Linked DNA regions of Homo sapiens: region 1 is linked to region 2. The links are chromatin contacts, found by Hi-C in ENCODE. All regions are on one chromosome and are shown on one strand. Each heading gives the region's core, a stretch centred on a gene start or an enhancer-like site at or near the end of the contact. The rest is flanking DNA. Distances are from core to core; before and after follow the strand shown. Region 1 overlaps POU2F3 (POU class 2 homeobox 3). Region 2 holds the start of NECTIN1-DT (NECTIN1 divergent transcript).

Region 1 (6,910 bases), core at 3,887-6,386, 570 kb before region 2:
GAAGGGGATGAGTGGCCGGTGCCTTCATGGATCTGAGGTCCAACAACCCTTCCCGATGGGCTCTGCAGTGGCATTTTCAGGAGCAATCCCCTCCCCCAGCAGGGAGCCCAGAACAGACCAAGAATCCTATTTCTTTTCATTGCTCAGGGCAAAGGCCCTCCGTGGCCCTCCATTGTCCTCCATGGCCTTCTGTGGCCCTCCGTGACCCTCCATGGCCCTCTGTGGCCCCCACAGCAGTGTCTCCAGTGTTTGGGGTCACAGCTGAGGGATGCTCATGCATCGGTGACACATGTGGGTGTAAGGGGGCACTGGCAGGGCTCCTGTGAGTAATGCTCGTGAGGCTGCTGTTTACAGATATGCCTGGATGTGAATACTGAGTGAAATGTGAAATGAGATTTGCAGCCAAAAGCAATGGCACTTGGTGACAGACTGTTGGTGTTGGAGTCATTTTCCTGCCAGTGCAAATGTTTGAGCTAAGGCTGTAGGGGCCATAGGAGGGATATCCCTGAGGAAGGATTCAGGCATCTGATGGAGACTAGGAATGGTCACAGGGCCCTTCCCCAGAGATTCGAAGACCTTCGGATCATTTCGCTCATTTCAGTGCTTCCATAAAGGCTGTCTAAGGGACAGCCTGTAGGGGGAGCTTCCTGCCCCCTCCCATGCTTGCGTGTGGAGGCCCTTCCGTATGAGTAACAGCCCTGGCTGGCTGCCCCACCCTTTTCTCCCTCTCCAGTGTAACCACGAATCCATATGAATCGACTGAATAGAGCCCAGCCCTGGAGACTGGCTCACTCCCTCTCTCTGCCTAGGCCGGCAGTTCTCAACCGGGGGGGACTCTGCATCACCACCACTCCCCCTGGGACATTTGGCAATGTCTGGAGAGATTCTTGGCTGTTTCAACTGGGGGTGGATGCTACTGGCAACTAGTAGGTAGGGACCAGGGATGCTCAAAACATCCTGCAATGCATAGGCCAGTCCCTGGTAACAAGAATGACCTGGCCCAGGATGTCTATAGTGCCAAGGTTGAGAAGCCCCATCCTGTATGCTAGTCCCTGCTGCCAAATGTGAGGTCCCTTGGCTTACACGCTTGATCTCCTGGGTTGCCTCCCGGCCACCACCCCTCACTGAGTCCTCCTGCAAACCCCATTCCTGCTGTCAGGCTTTCCTGACCAGCATGGGTTGCAGTAAGTCCCTGTCTGCTGAAAACCTCCTCAAGAACTACCCAGGGAAAGACCCTGTGTCGTGCCTGTGGTCTCCCCCTCCCAGTGAGACCCTAGAGGCCCCACTGCCCTGTATCCCTGACTAGACTTATTCCAGACAGCAATCTGCATAAGTGTATCTGCTCTGCAGATCCAGACTTTGTTGCTGGCAAGCTGTCCTAAGATCTATGCTGGGTGGGATGGGGTAGGAATGGAATGGGGACAAATCCTGATGGACACAGACCTAAATCCACATCCTTCTGAGGGCTTCTCAGTAGTCGAGCTGACACTTTCATCTACACTTGCCTGTGTCCTGTGTCTTGTTTCTCCATCGGCTCCAGTCTCAGGAGAAGAAGGGGGTGTTAGGTATCAAACTCCCAAAAGCCCCAACACGACAAGTCACTGGCCCTTCCCTGCAGAGCCCTCTAGGGCCCCTGGCATCCGTGTTTGCGAGGCCTACCTGCATCATTCAGCCACTTCTCCAGCAGGGGCTTGAGCTTGCACATGTTCTTGAAGCTCAGGTTGAGGGCCTCAAATCGTGAGATGGTGGTCTGGCTGAAGTCGTTGCCATACAGCTTTCCCATCGCCAGCCCCACATCTCCCTAAGCGTGGGGACCGAGGGGGAGGAACATGAGAGGCAGCCTCCTCCTCTTGTTTGCCCACATCCTGCATGGTCCTAGCATCGATCACACAGCCAGCCTGAATCTTTGAGTGCTCACCCATGCTCGGCTCCTTTCCAAGTCTCCTCCCTCTAAGGTGAAGAATCGGTTTCTTTCTCTCCTTAGACTCTCAGTGGACCACGCCCACGTGCTCAGGAGAGCCAGCCCCTTTTCCACCTCTCATTCTCCTCCACCAGCAACGTCCTCAGTTTCCCTACCAATGGCAACTGTGCCCTATTCTCAGAGAACTCAGGGACATGATGAGGAGACCCCAAACACATCGAGCCTCTGGTCGCTCTTGAAACCTGCACTTGGGAAGCCCAGTCTCCAGCCGCTCGGCTAGACTTCTTCTATCTTTTCCCCTAAAACCAAACCTGTGTGAAGCCCAGCTTAATGCGCCTCTGCTTGAAGGTCTTGGCAAACTTCTCCAGCTCCTCGAGGTCACTGGGCTCATCGGCCCCTCCAGAGCTGGGTAGATGCTTGGGCACTGGGAGATGCTGGGATGCTTCCAGGTGGGGTTCTAAAGAGGATCCTGGCAGCCCAGGGTGCCCAAATGCCTGATAGGAAACACGCCAAGCAGATCCACCACGAAGATCAATAAATAACATTTTCTGATTTTTTTTTTTTTTTTTTTTTTTTTTTTTACTAATAGGCCCACTTAGAGGATGACAGATCCCTGGATACACCCTGGGTACATTGGAGTCTTATATTTTTCCAGTGGCATGGAAGTGGAAATTAAAGTTTCTATAAATGTATAGCAAATAACTGGAATATCTGGGTAGAAACATCAGGAGTGCAGGATAGGGAGGTGGCCTGAGTTTAGCCTGTGACTCACTTTTTGAGTCTTAGCAGGTTACTTCCTCCTTTCAGTTTTCTACCATAAAAGGAGCTAGCAGGGTTGTTTACAAAGATTCCAAAAACAAATCACAGAACTGGACAAAGAAAAGGTTGCTTGCTTTGTTTTTTTGTTTTTTGTTTTTTTCCATAAAGCAGGTAACTGAGGTGTTGAACAGGCATTAACTGAAGATAACAGGGGACATCCAATAACTCATGGCCTTCATAGAACTTTCCTAAAATGTCAAACTCTTGTGCCTCATTTTACTTTCTAAACCACCATTTTCTTTCATGAAAGTGTTTTGTTTTTAATCAAAGGTATTTTAATCAGTACCTTTATAAAATGCACCTTGATCACATTTGGGTTGCTAGGAGATATTCTTTCTTTCTCTCTTTTTCTTCTTCTTCTTCTTTTTTTTTTTGAATCAGGATCTCACTCTGTCACCCAGGCTAGAGTGTAGTGGCACAATCACTGCTCACTGCAGCGTCAACCTCCTGGGCTTAAGTCATTCTCCTGCCTCAGGCTCCTGAACAGCTGGGGCTACAGGCGTGTGCCACCACACCTGGCTAACTTTTGTTTTTTTAGAGACAGGGCTTCACCATGTTGCCCAAGCTGGTCTCAAACTCCTGGGCTCAAGTGATCTACCTGCTTTGGCCTCCCAAAGTGCTGGGACTACAAGTATGAGCCACCGTGCCCAGCCAAATATTATTTCTTGAGCTTATTTTCATAGGAAAACGTACCCTTAAACCTAGAACCATGCTGTGCCTATTTGGGGTCAGGAATGAATCCGATCTTAAGGACATCTATCATTCCACAAGGATAGAGTGGAATCTGGGCCTAGGGGTCCAGGCACTGTGGCCAGCTAGCTCAAAGGGCTAAATCCACCTCTTCTCTCCTTTTTGATTTACTTTTTGTAGACTAAACATTACTTCTTCTCCTCTGGGATATTTGGGTTTACCATTCAGATAGGTATCCTTATGATGAAGAAGGTAAAAGGACCTCTAGAGAGAAGTTTAGGAGTCTTTCCCCCAGTGAAGGGTCTTTTAGTCTGAAACCATCATGAATTTGGTCTTAGTTTGCAGGGAGAGGGTGTGTGAGGAGAGTGTGGCATAGACCAGACCCTCAGGACAAAGCCCCAGTCCTCTTTGAACCTTCCTTTTCATTAAATCATTTGTTCTTTCATTTGACAAAGACTTATGGGGCTCTCTGCTAGACCTTCTCCCTCCTCCTTTCATCTCCAATCCACTGGCAAACTGCACTGATTCAACTTCCCAAAGCATCTCCTCAATCATCCCCTCTTCTTATTGCCACAACTCTAAGCCAATCCTTTATGACCCCTCCCCTGGATGATCTTCATAATCTTCTATGTGGTCTCTCTGCTACCAGTCTCTCCATGCCAAAATATGATAAGAGATGAGAGTTGATCTTGAAGATTCTAAGATCTCTTCCAGCTGTAAGCCCATGGCTATGAGATTCTGGAGAGGGCAGCCAGGAGGAGGCGGAAGAGCAGCTTATGATGCTGGTGTCCCCATTTCAACCACTAGATGGCGAGCTTCCCCTCCAGGTACTTTTAGTGGCCTCAGCCCTCTCTGAAGGCCGGGCTCTTGGTGAGCCATGGGGATCTTAGCACAGAGATCTCTGCAGTCATTCCCAACCATTCTGCCCAACCATCTGTGCAGAGCCATCTCATGCAGCTGTGCAGGTTATTAACTGTACAGGGGCACCCAGATCAGGGGAGGAATGGCAGCTAAGATACAGCTCATGCTGCTGTCGCCAATCTGTCCACCTTGGCATGAGACTGCACCTGGCCAGAAGAGGTGCCTTTTTCCTAGTTGGAAAAAAGGTGCTGTGTGGAACCATGGCAGCTCTGCAAACAACCCCTCTCCCAGACCTCAGCCCACTGGCCTATATACGTGCCCACTGCAGGAGGCAATCTGGAATAGTGGCCCAGAGGTGAAAGACACTGGCTTTGTGGTCTGGGACATCAGGTCTGTAGTATTCTAGTCTCCCTCTTGGGGCTTGAGAGCACCTAGGTAGGGTTCGTGGCCATCTTGGTATGCCTGAGAAGTGAGCTGAGCCTGGCTCTCAGAGGAGCAATGCTGGGGCCTGTGCAGGGTTGGAGTTCAGTGCCTGGAGCATGAAGGAGGCTGGCCTGGGAGCTGGAATCTCTGGATTCTAACTGTGGCCCCACCAGTGACACTTGGTAAATTGTCCCCCCACTTGCTGTAGCTTGGATTTCCCCTGTGCCAATGGATAGTTCCCTGCTATCCCCTCTCCCCAGAGGGGTTAGTGCCCTGTTAAAGGGGTAGGGGGAAACCAGTGAGTTAAACTCAGTGAGAGCTGAGACATTCCTAGAGGAAACAGGAAGAATGGGGTTGTTTACCTGGGATGCCAGTCCCGGCCCAGTCTGTGGGAGGAGGAGACCGCTTTGTTGCTGTGGAAAGGGGAGGAGATTTGGCTGCAGACCTGGGTGAAAGGGGAGGGACAAAGGAACAGACAAATAAAATCCAGGCTATTTGAAACACATGTGCTACAACTTTGGCACCACGATCACTGTCCCCACCCCCTGCCACCTGATCAGGTCCCTCCACCCACCTCAAGTCCCATGGAGAGGCCCTCCTAGCACTGCCAGGCATTGCCACATACAGGTGGAGGCAAATCAGATACAGGGATAAACAGACATGTAAACAGCAGTCCCCAAACCAGTCCTTCCACCTGCCCGCCTGTCTGGAGAGGCGTAGAGGCTAAGGAGGGTCAAGACGATCTACTCTGGGATCTGATTACCAGAGCTGAAGAAAACCAAGAAGGGAAAGGATGCAGGGTGGCTGCTGAGAATTCAAGCTAGGGCTGAGGATTTTGGCTTTCCCTGCAGGAGAAGTAGCTGGGTTATGGCTACAGAGGCCCAATCAAATCTGCGAGGATGCCAGACCAAGCAGATACGACCATACGGCTCTAAAGGGCAGTGGGCCTTAGCCAGAGGCATGTGGCTGACCAGGACATTTTATACTTGGGAGAGAGGGCTGAGAGAGGAGGGAAAGTCCAGGGCTGAGCCTCTGGAAACTCCCTTGGGCAGTATGTATTATACCGGCTTCTCCATCCTCCCCAGGAAAACGGTACATGAGGGACTCTGCCTGGTTGGTGGCTCACTCTCCCAGCAGGAGTGGGGCCATCAAACCACCAAAGCAGACAATGGGGTTGGTCATCCCAATCGCTTGTCACTCAACAGCACTTTGGGGTCTCTGTTTTCCCTAGGCTGTTCTGGGTCACAATGTACATACAGCATCTGCTGATGTTGACCTTTATGCTCTTCAGTTTCAAAAAGTCAGGGCTTCATTGTTCATTATTAAAATACATAGGCAAGAAAGCTCTTACAAGGAATCCAGAACTGGGAGTTGAGAGGCTTGGGTACTAATGGCAATTCTGACATGGCGGTTGAAATGGATACAGCCTTTTCACATGCATTATTTCAAGTGACTCTCAATAATCTCATGAGGCAGAGCCTTGCTATTATCCCATTTTTTCAGAAGAGGAAATGGAAGCTCAGAGAGGTTAGGTAACTTTCCCCAAAACACACAGTTAGTAAGTGACTTTTTAAAGAAACCAGTAAATTTTTCTGACTCCAAATTTGGAAGTGTCTTTCCACCACTGCATCATACACTGACCTAGGTGGTTATAAGCCTGGGCCATTTTCATGTCGCTCTCCAGTCTTCTGAAAACAAATTAAACTGTTACCTTCCCTTTTCCATTCCAGGAGTATGATGTTTATTTTTTAACCAAAATAAACACTTAAAAATTCAAATAGGGTCTCATTCATCACCATAATATTCTGAGGTGCCTTGGAAACTAAGGATAGTGACTGTCATTTGTGCAGGTGCTAAGGGCGGAAGGCAGAGTTGCATTTTGTTTGGATTCTGGATTTCCAAAACCTCTACTTGGGATTTGTGCAACAGGAGAGAGTTTATACTTCCTCCATTATTTTTTTTTTTCAGAGACAGAGTTTTGCTCTGTCGCCCAGGCTGGAGGACAGTGGTGCAATCTTGGCTCACTGCAACCTCTGCCTCCCAGGTTCCGGTGATTTTCTTGCCTCAACCTCCTGAGTAGCTGGGATTACAGGCATGCACCACCACACCCGGCAAATTTTTGTATTTTTAGTGGAGACAGAGTTTTACCATGTTGGCCAGGCTGGTCTCGAACTTCTGGCCTCAAGTGATCCGTCC
Region 2 (7,384 bases), core at 1,302-3,801:
ATATATAAAGGATATATATATATATATATATCTCAGGGGCAGAATCAACAAAATTGGAACATGGTGGTTCAGGAAGAGGTAAGAAGCAAGAGTGACTCCTGGGCTCACAGCTTAAGAGCAGGAACCAAAGCCTGCTTTCCTGCTGCTTGATCCTGTGTTTCTTCCCTGTCACTAAAGGAAACCTTCTGGTCCTTTTGCCTTCTGTTTGCGCCTACCTGTCCCTTTCTCTTATACATCTCTAAAACGCAAAACAAACTGGAATGCCTACTGTCCTAACACAGGTGGCACCTCTCCCACCTCCACGCACCTCCATGTTCTTGTACAAGCTGTTCCTTCCACTTAGGAGTCTCTCTCCTGCCTCTTTTGGTCCAAATCTGATCTGTCCTTCAGGGTCTCAGTTAAATGTCCCCTCCCCCAGCAACCTTCCCTGCTTGTTTAAAGATGATGAGTGAACAACCATACTATATCACTTACTTGCTTCCATCTTCTCCACCCAACCAATCCCCAGGCAGCCACATCTTCCCTGCTGGCCGCACCCTCTTTGGAAGCTCATTTAAGATCAGAGGATCAAAGAAGCCTGACCTAAAGATGGAGAGAGTGCAGCCGGGTACAGTGGCTCATGCCTGTAATCCCAGCACTTTGGGACACCAAGGAGGGCAGGTCACCTGAGGTCAGGAGTTCCAGACCAGCCTGGCCAACATGGAGAAACCCCGTCTCTACTAAAAATACAAAAATTAGCCGGGCGTGGTGGCACACACCTGTAATTCCAGCTACTCGGGAGGCTGAGACAGGAGAAACACTTGAACCTGGGAGACAGAGGTTGCAGTGAGGTGAGATGGCGCCACTGCACTCCAGCCTGGGCAACAGAGCAAGACTCTGTCTCAATGAAATAAAATAAAATAAAATTAAATTAAATTAAAATAAAATAAAATAAAATAAAATAAATAAAATAAAATAAAATAAAATAAAATAAAGATGGAGAGGATGGGAGGGTAAGAGCAGGGAACAAGAAGACATTGGTACATCTGGGATTGCCCCTTCAAACCATGCCTTCAGCTCCTGCAGTGTGCCTGGCACAGAGCTAAAGGCCATCACAATGAATTCAATTCAACCCTGGCCCTTAAAGCACTCAGCAGCCAGATGGGAGATTCCCAGCTGCCACAAACTAAATCTGATAGCGTGTTCCCCAGTTTAAAACCCTCCTAGCAGCTACCGGGCATGATTCACGAATCTGCAGACCTCTCCTTTCCTCAAGTCTTAGGCTCAGGCTAAACCAGTCAACCCTTTGTGGGCCCCCTACTCACCTGACTATTGCTTACCTTCATTCCTTTGCTCGTGCTGACCCTCTACCTTAAATCCAGTCTCTTTTATGTCTCTGCCCTCCAGCACTTACCTTGGTCTGATAGATGACTCACCGAGACCCTGTGTTCGCTTCCCTGAAGCCTTTACACCAACCCCACCCCGGGCTAAACTGGGCACTTTTTCTGTGACCCACCAAACCCACACAATCCCATATTAAATATTTGTTTACGACATCCGTTTCTATGTCTGTCTTCCCCCACCCTTCAACTAGATTGAGTTCCTTCAGGACAATGATGATGTCTCTGTATCCCCAAGCCAGGCACTGTGTTTTGACACAAAGAAAGCCCAGGTTACATTTGTTAAATGTAAAAGACCATACAGTGAGTGGGTGAGTGTTCATGACAATGCCAGATCTGACTACTTCCGCGAGAAACCGAGACACTCCAGGGCCGGATTCCAGACAGTGGGAATATGGCGCTGTCTTTGCCCCTTCTCCAGTGAGGAACCAGAATTTACGTGTTATCAGAAACAGCCACTTCCCCTCTGCTCCTGCCCGCCTAGAGGGCTGGGCAAAGGGTAGAGGGAGCAGTGTCCGGCCAGGGTCTGGGGAGAATTCGGCTCTCCTTAGTGGGAAACTCTGTCTGTCTTCCTCCCCCAGGGGGAGGGGATGGGGATAGGAGGACCAGAGTAAGGGGAAGAGGGAAGGCCCGGAGGGCGCAGTCGCCTTGGCAGAAATCCTACCACACCCGGATGTAGTGGGTGGTGAACGGGATGGGGCGGAGAGTCCCTGCCCTGCCAGGGACACTGACTGGACGATCCACTTTCGCGGGAATCCCACAAATCTCTCAAAACTAAGGTCCTGGAAACTGGAGGAGAGCTCGTTTTCAGGCTATGTTTGGGCAAGGGCGGGGCGCGGGGTGCTTCAATTTTTGGAAAAGGAACCCCCGAAGGGAGCAGGGATTAGAAAAGAAACTCTACCAGAAACCTCAGTGGGCCCGTCTCACCCACTCATGCCCACCACTGACTTCTCTGGCAGCTCCCCGTCGCCCCGCGCACCGCTGCCTCTCCGTGGAACGTCCAAGTGGTGCAGAGGAGAGGGATCTCCGGAGACTGGGTTCTGTTGCGAGCTATGCCACGTTCCGTCCCGGGCGGAACTCTTCTTTGGGCCTTTGTTTCCTCGTCTGTGAAATGGGGCCAGGGTGGGAGCAGAGGGCTTGCAGAAGCCCTGCCAGCTCCCACGCTGCTAGCCGGGATTCTCCATCCCGCCCTCTCCTCCACCGCCGCCCCCGGCCCGGTCCTAACTCCACCCCCACCCGCCGCGCCTCGGCGCCGCCGGCCGCTAGGGGTCACTGCCTGCCTTTGTCAGCGGAGGAGGAGGGCAGCCCGCGCTCCAGCCGGCTCCCCAGCTGGAAGGCGGCCGAGGGGTAGCTCCCGAGCGAGGGTCCTGAGCCGGACCCCGCAGCCCGCGCTCGCGATCCGCCTCTGCTTCGGTCGGGAAGGCGCGTGCGCTCGGGCTCCGACCGGGCCCCGGCGGGCGCGCATCGAGGCCAGGAGGGGGTTAACGCTAACCCCTCCCCTCTGGCTGACATCACGGGCGAGCGGGTGAGAGGCTGGAGCTCGGCGAGTGAGAGAAAGAGAGCGAGAGCAGCGAGCGCGGCTCCACATTGTTGCGGATCGCCGGCACCCGGCAGAGCGGCGGCGGCTGGGACGCGCGGCGCCTCCGACCCGTTCTCCTCGCGCCCGGCCGCGCAGCCAGAGCCACCCGGGCCGCCGACCGCCGAGCCCCGCGCCCGCCGCCTGGGCCCCGAGCCTTCTGCGCCGCCCGGGTGCGTCCCGCCACCCTCGGAGGACGGCCGGCCATGGACGCCTGCAAGTTGGAGCCGAGCGGGAGGGTGTGAGCGGGCCGGGGCCAGGAGCCCGCGCCGCGCAACCGGGCAGCCGGGCGCGCCGGGGGTGGGTCCCTCTCCCCAGCCCCGCTCTGCGTGGAAGAAGAGGGCGGGGACCGGCGCCGGGAGGAGAGCGGAGGAGGCGAAGGGGCATGACTCGTGCAACTTGCGGCGGGCATCTGCCGAGCCTCTGAGCCGGCGGCGGCCCGGGGCCCGGACTGCGGCCGCGCGGATCCCACCCAGCCCACCCCGCCCCGGCCGACGGCTGCAGCTGACCTGGATCCTTCGAGCGCCCGCCGACCGCCAGCGATCTTCCCTCATCTTCCGGGCTGGTTTCTGCTGCGCGAGGAGCGCTGCCCTCGCCGCCCCTCTCGCCGGACCCCCGGCCCCCGATGGCTCGGATGGGGCTTGCGGGCGCCGCTGGACGCTGGTGGGGACTCGCTCTCGGCTTGACCGCATTCTTCCTCCCAGGTAAGAGCGCTCACCTCTGCTGTCCCCACCCCCATCCAATGCCTCCCCGGGGCTGGGAGCCGGATGGCGGGCACGACTGGATTGTGGGGAGTGAAAGGAGCCAGAAAAGTTGGGTCACGGCTTGGGTAAAGGGGGTGGGAGGTGGCACGGCGGAGAAAGAGGTTGAGAAGCCGAACCGCCTGCCCTGCAGGGAAGCAGTCAGATGCACGTCTCTATGTAGCATGAAAGCACTTTCTCCGCTCAGTTCTTTACAAAAAATAATAATATGTAATAGCGTTCTGTTTATTTAATAACCAGCTCTCTGCTCGGGAAGCAGTTTGGAAACACTGCGTGTTACATAAATGCAAAATAATCACCGTAATCACCGTCTTGGGGTGGGAGACAACAGCCCCAGGGGGAGGGCGTCAGTCTCGGAGCTGCGGGTTTGGAGTATGGCGGGGGGGCTTCGTCTCTTTCGGCGGCCCCTTTGCCAGACGGCTCAGGACGCTCGGGCCCCCTCCCGCCCCACACCGCCCCACAGCGGGCGCGGAGAGTCGGCTGCTGCGGCAGAGGCGGCTCCTCGCTCACCTGCGGTTCCTTTCCTGGAGGGTGAGGCCGGGGCAGCCTCCTCCCGGCCTGGCGCGGGACCGGGCTCCCCCTCGGAACTCTGCTCCCAGCTCTGGGGGCTCTCCCTGGAGGAGACACCGCGGGCTTCCTGCCATCCAAGTAGCTGCATGACCCACTTTCCCGAGGGTGCCCCGCGTGTCCTTCCTCGAGGTGCGGGCTGCCGGCAGCCGAGGGGTTAACCTCGCGCCCGACCCCGGGGTGGCCCTGGTGGCCCATTCTGACGGGTGGGGTGGGGACGGAGGCTGGGACCAGCCCAGGCATATTGTGCTGGGGAATGAACTGGAAAATGCGTTTAGGAGGCAAATCCGACCGAGTCCCCTCGCCTGGATTTAACCCTTTGTGTCCCTGGGGAAGCTGCCGAGCTCGCCGGCTGACTGGACACCAAGCGTGGGTCAAGGGGTGTGGGGAGTTCCTCCAGCTCTCTGGGTAGAAACCAGAGACGACCTGCAGCTCTAGCAAGATGGGATTTTGGGGAGGGGGGCGGATCTTGACTGGAGCACGTGGTCCCCGCCTTGGGGTGGCAGAATAGGGGGTCAGTGTACAGAGACCATCTCCTCGTGGGGCAGGAATATTAGATCCCGAGTTCCTGCAATGTGCTTTGCCGCAGAATGGCCAGGCAGTTTGTTATCGAGGGAACAGTCTGGCTGCCTAGTTCCGGGGCTAGGGTGCACTCCTGGAAGGCAGAAGCCTGGCCTCATTCCCTTCTATGCCTCTTCTGCTGCCAGCCAGCTCACTACGAGGGCCCCGCCAATCTCACTAAGTGGTGGATGTCTGGGAAGCAGTTTGTGAAAGCCAGTACTGGGGTGCCTCCACCCGTGAAGCCTGGGGTGCTGCCCTGCTCGATGTGGGGGGTGGGGAAAATCCAGGGCTCACAGGTGTCACTGCCCACCCTGCCCCCAGAGGGTGGTCTTGGTGAGAGTGAGAGGTCTTCTCACACTGGATGGCCTGGGAAGCCAGCCAGAGATACAGAAGTTCGGGCTCTAGGACTTGCCTGGCCATGGGGATTTGAGCTTCCAGGAACCCTTCAATTACATATGTCCACATCCGGAACCCAGAGAAACGAGAGCTTCCCAGAGCTCTGGTTGGTCCAGCACACTAGGGGTTAACGTAATCCTGGGATGGACAAAGGGTGGTGGGAAGGGTTGGGAGAAGGGGAAGGAACTCACCCTATTCTCCTTCCTTTTGTTATTCTCTTTCCCCAGCTTTGTGATTCCTTCATGGTTAATTCCTTCATTGGGGGCTAGAGGCCTGCTGTGCTCCACCCACTCAGGAAGTGGGAGCAGGGAGGTGAACTCACCTGGCTCAAGGTGGATACAACCCCTGCCAAAAATCTACATGAAAGGGTGGGATGCAGAGAAAGGAACCAGGGTTGAGAGAGGTACTTAATAAATGCTCTTCCATTGACTGTAATTGACTGATGGGTAGCATCCATGCACCGAAGTTCCCGGACCGCCCAGCTCCTCTGCCCAGTGGCTGGGCTCCTGGTGCCTTCTCTGCTTGCTTGCTCTAGGGTCCACGGGTGCAGGGAGGCAGGTGGATATGGTTGTGCCCAGTCTGACACTTGGATGGAGGCTGGTTGGCCCAGAAGTTGCAAGCCCACACCCTACTTTGCATCACCTGCTGGCTTCCTCCCCATTGCCCGCTATAGCGTCTCTCTAGGGACTTGCCAGTCTGATGCTCTTTTCAGGGTTTTCCTGGGCTGTGACAGGGAACCTGGGTCTGGGGGTTTGAGGAGAGGAAGAGGGAGGGGCCTGGAGTGTGTGTGATTGCCCCCAACTTCAAAACACTCCCAATCTGGCTATTGAAGTGTAAACACAGAAGTATGTTTTCAACAACACAGACTTTACTAAGCAGTGTGGTGAAGCCCCAAAGGCCTCTGTTTCCTGAGATGACAATCCACAGTTTCTTCCTGTTAACTTAGAGGAGAGGGTCAGTGGGGCAGGTGGGTTACATCCCAAAAAGAGATAGGGGGAGCCCTAGGAGGAGGCAGAGGACCTGCTTGAGAAGCAGGTGTGTCGAGCTGTTGTCCCACCTACACCACACCCTCCCTAATTGGCTTCCCCACACCTTTTGTCTGGAAAGAGAACACACACCCCAGGTGTCATGCACACCCTCGGAAGACCTGTCGGGTCACAGCACACCCCTCTCTGCAGCCTCTCTCTGCAGCTTGTGCAGAGCTTGCTGCCATGTGGTCTTTGAAATTCCAAGTGTCGGGGCTATTGGGTTATTTTCCTTCCTCTCTCTCTATTTCTCACATACAGTGGTGTCCTTCAGCTTGCTGGGCAAGGCATTATGGCAAAACCAATTCTGCTGGCCTGGGGTTTGCAGCATGTGTAAATGGGAATCTCCTTACCCATTTATAAGGCAGCACTGTGGAGTGCCTTGGAATTGGATTCTAGGCCTCCGTAGTCAAGGCTGGAGGGGAAGAGGAGATACTGCAGAGCTTGGGCCCAGTTGCCCTGGCTGAGTGGCCCGGAAGGCATCTCTTGAACCTGAACTTCAGAGCATATGGGACAGGTAGCCCTTGTTGCCTGAGGCTTGCTGAGGCTAAGAGTGTTATTGGTTCCCTTCTCAGCCACTCACCTTTGTACAATGAATCCACCTTGGCTACTGTTTGACCCCCGGACTCTGCTGTATGTTTTCAGGATGGTTGAGCCGGCCAGAACCCTAGTGCTGATGACTGAGCAAGTGGACCAGGCTTGGGGGGCAGAGGGTCAGTTCCAGTTGCTGTCTATGATACTGCCATTGTTTAGCAGCTGACTAATGTTCATTGTTCAGCACAAACAGAAAATACCCAAGGGAGGTGTGAATGTATCTTCAATTTTTCCGATTGTATCTCTTCCTGGTTAACCTGGTGAATTGAATGCCTCCTACCTCAGAGAGGGACAGACAGAGAGGTGTCAGCATATTCACCTGTTTTGCTGATTTAAAAAAAACAAAAAACAAAAAAACTTTAAACATTAGCCAGTGTGCCAGGCTAAAATGGTCATGAGCCAGCTGTGGAACTTAAGCTGTGACATTTCTGACAGTCTGCATAGGGTCTCACCTTTAGTATAAAGTGTGTGTGTGCACACAGGTATACAGGGCTTTGGTGTTTGTGTTGGTGATCTACCATTCAC

The links. A loop is a pair of places that touch in the nucleus more often than their neighbours do. Pooled maps may share reads with other maps.
Region 1: a map of ascending aorta shows a loop between it and region 2 (5-fold over the local background). The contact joins the enhancer-like site here to the promoter of NECTIN1-DT in region 2. A Hi-C loop is called at or near these places in 2 of 168 maps with a recorded cell type or tissue (ascending aorta and cardiac septum) and 12 of 50 pooled maps.

The regions. Positions count from the first base shown.
Region 1 is chr11:120,300,535-120,307,444 of GRCh38, reverse strand. It overlaps POU2F3 (POU class 2 homeobox 3), which reads right to left. Exons shown (of 13, transcript NM_014352.4): 6 at 5,077-5,159; 7 at 2,233-2,415; 8 at 1,660-1,801. Among named protein-coding and RNA genes, the nearest start is that of TLCD5, 21 kb to the left of the region's middle. RefSeq lists enhancers at 165-667, 1,232-1,749. Within about 2 kb of position 5,136, at least 8 of the 41 ENCODE cell types and tissues checked have a DNase peak (open chromatin) inside an H3K27ac peak, as active enhancers do.
Region 2 is chr11:119,724,750-119,732,133 of GRCh38, reverse strand. NECTIN1-DT (NECTIN1 divergent transcript) reads right to left here and starts at 2,551. Exons shown (of 4, transcript NR_120587.1): 1 at 2,328-2,551. NECTIN1 (nectin cell adhesion molecule 1) reads left to right here and starts at 2,934. Exons shown (of 6, transcript NM_002855.5): 1 at 2,934-3,659. The coding sequence starts at 3,581. RefSeq lists enhancers at 1,888-2,748, 2,749-3,610, 4,410-5,352 and silencers at 2,549-2,958, 3,019-3,338.